2 separate regions of the Homo sapiens genome follow, and region 1 is linked to region 2. A link is a contact called in ENCODE POLR2A ChIA-PET data. All regions are on one chromosome and are shown on one strand. Each heading gives the region's core, a stretch centred on a gene start or an enhancer-like site at or near the end of the contact. The rest is flanking DNA. Distances are from core to core; before and after follow the strand shown. Region 1 overlaps NAA20 (N-alpha-acetyltransferase 20, NatB catalytic subunit). Region 2 overlaps RIN2 (Ras and Rab interactor 2).

The links. ChIA-PET counts read pairs that join two places held with the same protein, here RNA polymerase II (POLR2A).
Region 1: POLR2A ChIA-PET joins it to region 2 with 10 read pairs in activated CD4-positive, alpha-beta T cell. The contact joins two enhancer-like sites. POLR2A ChIA-PET finds 5 or more read pairs at or near these places in 4 of 52 experiments (A673, HEK293, Panc1 and 1 more).

What each region holds. Positions count from the first base shown.
Region 1 is chr20:20,033,307-20,036,725 of GRCh38, forward strand. NAA20 (N-alpha-acetyltransferase 20, NatB catalytic subunit) reads left to right here. Exons shown (of 6, transcript NM_016100.5): 6 at 1-349. It overlaps CRNKL1 (crooked neck pre-mRNA splicing factor 1), which reads right to left. Exons shown (of 14, transcript NM_001278628.2): 14 at 1,062-3,056. The coding sequence ends at 2,889. Among named protein-coding and RNA genes, the nearest start is that of CRNKL1, 17 kb to the right of the region's middle. Within about 2 kb of position 1,370, at least 2 of the 41 ENCODE cell types and tissues checked have a DNase peak (open chromatin) inside an H3K27ac peak, as active enhancers do.
Region 2 is chr20:19,766,017-19,769,549 of GRCh38, forward strand. All of the region lies in intron 1 of RIN2 (Ras and Rab interactor 2), which reads left to right. Among named protein-coding and RNA genes, the nearest start is that of RIN2, 9.5 kb to the left of the region's middle. Within about 2 kb of position 1,281, at least 3 of the 41 ENCODE cell types and tissues checked have a DNase peak (open chromatin) inside an H3K27ac peak, as active enhancers do.

The DNA of each region.
Region 1 (3,419 bases), core at 120-2,619, 270 kb after region 2:
AGAAAATACAGGTTATCAATTTATTTTAAATCTCATTGTTTCCAGTTAGCAATATCATACCTATTAAAGCTGTTCATTGTAACAAAATTCAATCAAAAAGGCAGCTAGGTCAGAAGGAAACATACCACTCTCATGGTTCATAGTATTCACTGTATGTATGCTAGGGAAAAGACTTGCTCCAGTCTCCTCCTCAGTTCTGTGCCTGAGAACCACTGCTGCATATATTTGTTTTTAAATTTTGTATTGAACTGTTAATTGAAGCTTTAAAAGCATATATGAAATGTATAAATCTAAGATGTATAATACATTATTGACTCTATGAATGTTTTCTGAAGTTTGTTAGTCATTTGTAAAACTAAATCAGATTGTAATCCCAGTACTTTGGGAGGCCAAGGCAGGCTGATTGCTTGAGGTCAGGAGTTTGAGACCAGCCTGGCCAAAATCTATACTAAAAAAAATACAAAAATTAGCTGGGCATCCCAGCTATGCAGAAGCTGAAGCACAAGAATTGCTTGAACCCTGGAGGTGGAGGTTGCAGTGAGCTGAGATCGTCCCACTGCACTCCAGCCCGGGCAACAGAGTAAGACCCTGCCTCAAGAAAAAAAAAAAAAAAAAAAATCAGGATTGTGAAAGGTCATCATCATTTAAGATACGTTTAATTAAATTGTGACTTCCATACGTAGTATTTTAAAAATGCACACTTGAAGCAATCACTGTCCAGCATACTTAAGAAGCTCCCTTCTTATCGTGTAGTAAATTCTTCCCAGTCACCTGCGTTCATACCATTATACTGTTTGTTTGTTAGTCCTAGATCTTTTCTCCTCTTCACAATGCTTTGCTTAAATCCTGCCCTTCTAAAAAGCCAAAAAAAAAAAAAAAAAACTTGAGGTTTTTTTTTTTTTTGGAGAGGGAAAAGAACATAATTCCTAAAGAAAGGCCATATAACTATATCATAGGCCAACCATGTATTTTATGTGTAGTGTCTTCCTCTGTAATATGTGAAAATATCCAGTTAGTTAGTTAGTGAAAGACTTAACGAAAGAAAAACCCACAAGAAATTATTAAACTTTTACTATCGAAAGGATTTACTTTGGTGGAGTTGAGGGTGGGAGAGAAATGAATCTTTATGTTCTCCTGTTAGAGAATAGCTTTTTTCCTTCCAGCTTTCACACTGGCACATGCTTATTACAATTCTACCTTGGGAACATGACAGAATTTTTTTCTTATGCATTCATGCAACATAAACAGATAATTCTAGGAAGACTGTGATTAAGTCACTTGCATTCTGACCTATTATTTTCATCTCTCCCTGACTCTGGGTGAGCCAAAGGCTATTAAGATGATGTTCTCCTGCTCACTCACTAGGCAGACCTCTACTCGAGAAGTGATCTGACACCGCAGTAGCTGATGCTCGTCCAGTGACTAAAGCAGTCAGGCTGAAAACAGATTTTATCTCAACAACAGTCCTAGTTTCTTCTGTCCTCAAACACTGTTATTTATTTTCAAGATAAAATTTAGTAACAACATTACGAAGTAGCTTTTATTCCCTTGGGTGAATAAGATGTGCACATTTAATAATAAATTTGCTTACTAAAGGTCCTTTTAGGGGAAAACAACCTTAAAAATACAGTTCTAGTCCTTGGGCAGTGAACAAAGAAAAAATGTGCTTGAGAAACACAGTCCAGGTTAAAGGAAAACTCTCAGATCGGTTAATGCAGTTGAATTTTTGCTTGAGAATGTGAGCAACGTATCAGCAAATACATTCATTCTTGTGCTACTCTTCATTATTTAGCATAGAGCTACCTTAGGTGTTTCTACACATGCTCTAAACCAAGAGTAAGTTTAACATGTCAGCAGTGAGGAGTAGACATTTTCTACTATAGCACACTGGGAGATGTTTACTGGTACTCTAGGTAGAAATGACTCCATTGTCCACTAAGTTTGGGAAATAAATAATATGGCAACATTGCTACTGGAGATACATAATGTACAGAAGCCTAACTATAAAGAGATTTGATTAACGAGACTTAAGTCTTAGTCCAGAATTTCCCAAATTTATGTGAACATGGGACATCATTTTTCATAGCACACACGTGAACAAGCCATTATTCTTTAAACAAGGTATTACAAACTCAACCACTCTGGAGAACTGATGAGCGCCTAACTGAAATTATTAGACTAAATTCTTAGTAAACAATGTTTTCTGAACCTTGTTCAGAAATATAATCACTGCAAATTATTTTCCAAGTGTTGTTCTAAAAAACAATATAACTGGACACTAGTAAGAAAGTAAGGTAAATTATTAATCCACTCGCATTCAATTCTACAAGGAATGAAACCATTTTTAAAAGTGGCTTAGAACAAACAATTTACTGAGCACTTACTATGCACCCACCAGGTATATTCCTTTTATAATGTAATCTTCAAAATGAGCTGTCAAACTATTGGCCCATTTTGTGAATGAGGAAAATGAAAATTAAGTTATATAATCATGAGTGGCAGAGCTGGGAAATGAACTCAAGTCTGTGACTCTGAAGACATGAAAAAGTTACACATTTCAGATGAATGCATAAACTATCTTTATGGGTATGACATGAAAAGTAACTGTAGAATGTTACCTTAATTACATTTCCTAATGCATGATGTGGACAGACATTAGAAAAGTTTGGACTCAGTTGGAAAAACAAATCCAGCAGTTAAAAAAGTCCTTTACTTGCAATCCCTACCCCTAGCTAACCCAAGAGCATTTAAAAAATAACTTAAAAAGTAGCCATCAAAGATACCAATCAATTTCTTACTGGTGAAATATATAAGAACTTCCAGGAGTCACAAGAGTTCCAAACAATTAATTTATAAAAATAACAAAACATTTGTCTATGAAAAAAAGATCAGGATTCACTCTCATCGACGTCCTCATCTGGATGGTGCTCAGCATCCTCCTTTTCCTGCTGCTGTTTCTTCCACAGTTTGGCCATGGCCAGGAGTTTGAGGTTAGGTTGGTTGGCAGCATCTTCTGGAAAGATGTAATCAAAGTATTCTTCCCAGCCTGCATCAGACTACAGAAATAAAAAATGAAAAGATAAGCAAACGTGGGTGATATACTCACATATCAGAGTGAAGAATTTTTACTGGAAATCCGGATGATTACCTCCATTTTACAAAATAACATCAAAGTCTACTACAGAAAGAACAAGGGCTGGGTCTGAAAGACTGGGAGTGAGTAAGCAGCAACTGTAGCTCAGTGAGAACTAAACTGGTAGAAAAACATTCTAAAAATCTAAGCACAGCTCCTCTATAGCCAACCAAGATGTTCAGTGTCTCCAACTACATTGTGCAGTCTTACACTTAAGAAAACGTTTAACGATCTTTACATAATATTCACCCAGTAGCAAAAGCCATACATCTGTGCATTATTATTC
Region 2 (3,533 bases), core at 31-2,530:
GCTTCTTCAAAGCTTCTTATCCCCTCAGTCCTGTGAGGTCTGATGTCTGAAGTGACAGTCAGACAGCTCCCTGTCCTTCCCTCATGGTGGGAGGCTGCTCCTGGCCATCTGTCATGGATGGGGCACCCACCCATCCTCTCTGTATTCCGGGATTCCTGCCTTAACAGATGGTGTGTGTTTCGTATGACAAACACTGTCTCTGGGCACACCTCATACCCTAGTTTTCCCCAATATTTGCAGCTAATGTCTTTCCCTAAACAGTTTACAGGATGACCTTAGACCACATATATGATCTAAATAATACAAATAACCTACTACACTTTAGTATCAGCTTAGGCACTCTCCCTCTTTTAAACTGTGCTTCCATGGGACGTTGGGATCAGAGGTAGAGTCATTTCAAAGAACAGGGCTAGGAAAGGGCAGATTCAAGGTTGGTTCCCAGACCACTTTCTATTCAAGGGCAATGTGGTTGCATACAGAAGGGGTACTTCATCCTTTCCTGGGCATCAGAAAAGGATTCACAATGGAAGAGATGTCTAAGCTACGGTGGATGGAATCATCAGTGTTAACTAATAACACGTGGGTTCCAGGCAGGAGCGGCAAGTACAAAGAGTGAGAAATAAGCTGGGTGTGATGGCTCACACCTGTAATCCCAGCACTTTGAGAGGCTGAGGCAGGCAGATCACTTGAAGTCAGGAGTTCAAGACCACCCTGGCCAATATGGTGAAACCCCATCTCTACTACAAATGCAAAAATTAGCTGGGCGTTGTGGCACGCACCTGCTACTCGGGAGATTGAGGCAAGAGAATTGCTTGAACCCGGGAGGCGGAGGTTGCAGTGAGCTGAGATCGCGCCACTGCACTCCAGCCTGGGCAATAGCGTGAGACTCCATCTCAGAAAAAAAAAAAAAAGAAAAAAAAGAGTGAGAAACAAGAGAGGCTTGGAGCACCTAGGGAAGGAACGTGGAGTTTGTAGGGGCCAAGGGAAAAGTTCTCCTTCACCTGCTGAAGGTTTGCTGTAAAATCAACTCAGAAAAGGCAGGTTAATTGGGGAAAAGGCATACAGATTTACTTAACGTGTCTACAGAGGAGCCTTCAGAATGAAGACCCAAAATACAGGGGAAATTGTGTTTATGTTTAGGTTCAACAAATATGGACAGCCGTGTAGAAATGTGACTGGACAAACAGTCTGATTGAGTGCGAACAGACTGCTTGGGGAGATCCAGCAAGGCCTGTCTGTCTAGATTCCTCCTGGTCTCTCTGAGCAGCATTCCTTTCTTCCAGGTATGGAGCTGACCCTCTCCGGAATGCTCTTATGACCTATAGTTAGTCACAGTAGGTCAGACAGTTTCTTTATGGCCAGTTTTTACACAGAATGGTGGAGGGAAAGTTACAGCAGTAAGTTTAGGTTTTGTGGCTGGCTCTGGGGAAAAGAGGTTATGGGTCCTATGACCCACTTTGAAGGAGAATTCTAGTTTCTCTGGCTAGCCTCAGGGAGGATGGGACTGAGAGACCAGAGGGCAGGAGGTCAGAGAATGACTTTTGCTTCTGAGGCCCTCATTTTGGGGTACTGTTTTCTGAGCTCCTGCGAGTTCATTATGGCACCACTTAGAATGCGAGGCTCCTGGCCAGGCGTGGTGGCTCACTCCTGTAATCCCAGGACTTTGTGGGGGCTAAGGCGGGTGGATCACCTGAGGTCAGGAGTTCGAGACCAGCCTGGCCAACATGGCGAAACCCTGTCTCTACTAAAAATACAAAAATTAGCTGGGCGTGGTGGCAGGTGCCCATAATCCCAGCTACTCAGGAGGCTGAGGTAGGAGAATCACTTGAACCTGAGAGGCAGAGGTTGCAGGGAGCCGAGATCACGCCACTGCACTCCAGCCTGGGCAACAGAGCAAAACTGTCTCAAAAAAAAAAAAAAAAATCAATGCAAGTCTCCTGCGAAACATGGAGAGAGACGGAGGATGTGACCCAGACCCTCTGAGGGCTTCAGTCCAGGGAGGGAGGCAAGAACTGTACCTGCAGGACAAGTGGAGGACAACTTAGGAGAGCGTCATGTCCCAATGATCCAGACTGTGTGTCACGATGGAGAAAGTCTGTGAGGGAAACAAACCAGGTTCTGCCTGGTCTCTCCCTATGTTTTGATCTAAATAGCATCTCAGGCTCCTTGTCTATAACAGGAGATGAGGGAAGGTCTCAGACCAGGTTCCCTAGAAGCAGACCCCGAGGTGAGGATTCATGGAAAATGGATGAAGAAATATTCACAGGAAAACAGGAGAGTGGGGAAAGGGGGCCAGAGGCAAGGAAGCTGAGCAGTGGTGCAAACTGGAATGCTCTGGAAACAGTGGGAGCCCCACAAGAGTAGCCAGATCGGAGGCCAGCTTTCTGGAGACGCTCTACCCCTGCATCAGTCAGACTAAGGGTTGCCCCAAGTGCTTCCAGCTCTCTCTGCATGCGGGCAAAGCGAGTCCCATAGAGAGCATCCTCTGACAGGGACCCAGGTGCTGGCTGTGGCTTGCAAATGTGCATGAAAATGATTTAGGACTCTGAAGGCACAGGGACAGGGCGTGGCAGCATTTGCCAGAGTGGGATACCTGTTCTCATCCTCACACAGGCAGACAGAGTGGATTGTTATGAATAATTCATTGTCATTTCTTGTGACCTCCTGATCGTATGAGGAGCAGGAGTTTCTTACTGACATTACACAGCATGATGCCATGTGTGGCTTACTGGCCCCTCAGAGGTTATGCTGGCCCACCAGAAACCGTCTCTCCTCTATGTGCTTATTTCCCACACTTCTGGTGCTGATTTTTATGCCTTTAGACCTTATTGGAAATATTCAATATAATTACAAGATACCTATAGATATATAAATATTCTTCTTGGAAATACTTTGCTTTCTGTTTCTTTTTTTTTTTTTTTTTGAGACCGAGTCTCGCTCTGTCACCCAGGCTGGAGTACAAAGTCGCACTCTCGGCTCACTGCAACCTCTGCCTCTTGGGTTCAAGTGATTCGCCTGCCTCAGCCTCCTGAGTAGCTGGAATTACAGGTGCCCACCGCCACGCCCAGCTAATTTTTGTGTTTTTAGTAGAGATGGGCTTTCACCATGTTGGCCAGGCTGGTCTTGAACTCCTGACCTCAGGTGATCCACGCGCCTTGGCCACGCGCCTTGGCCTCCCAAAGTGCTGGGATTACAGGCATGAGCCACCGTGCCGTGCCCGGCCAGCTTTCTGTTTCTATTATTATTGGCTCTGAGTTCCTTGAAGGGTAAGTAATGAATAGGATAGAGGACATTGAAAGCTGTGGGTCTAGGAGACCAGAGAATATGAAGATCTGAAGAAGAATCTTCTAACTAGGTCAGGGCACAGCACACACCCTCACCACCCAGGCTAGTAGTTTGTCAAATCCTTACTCAAATACACATGAGTATCTGAATGCATAGGCACCTTCCCACCTCCATCCGTTCTGTGCCGTAGTCATCATCATCGACCCTCCATCTCTGGTAGGTTGCACAAGCCCTGCCAGTGAAGTGTA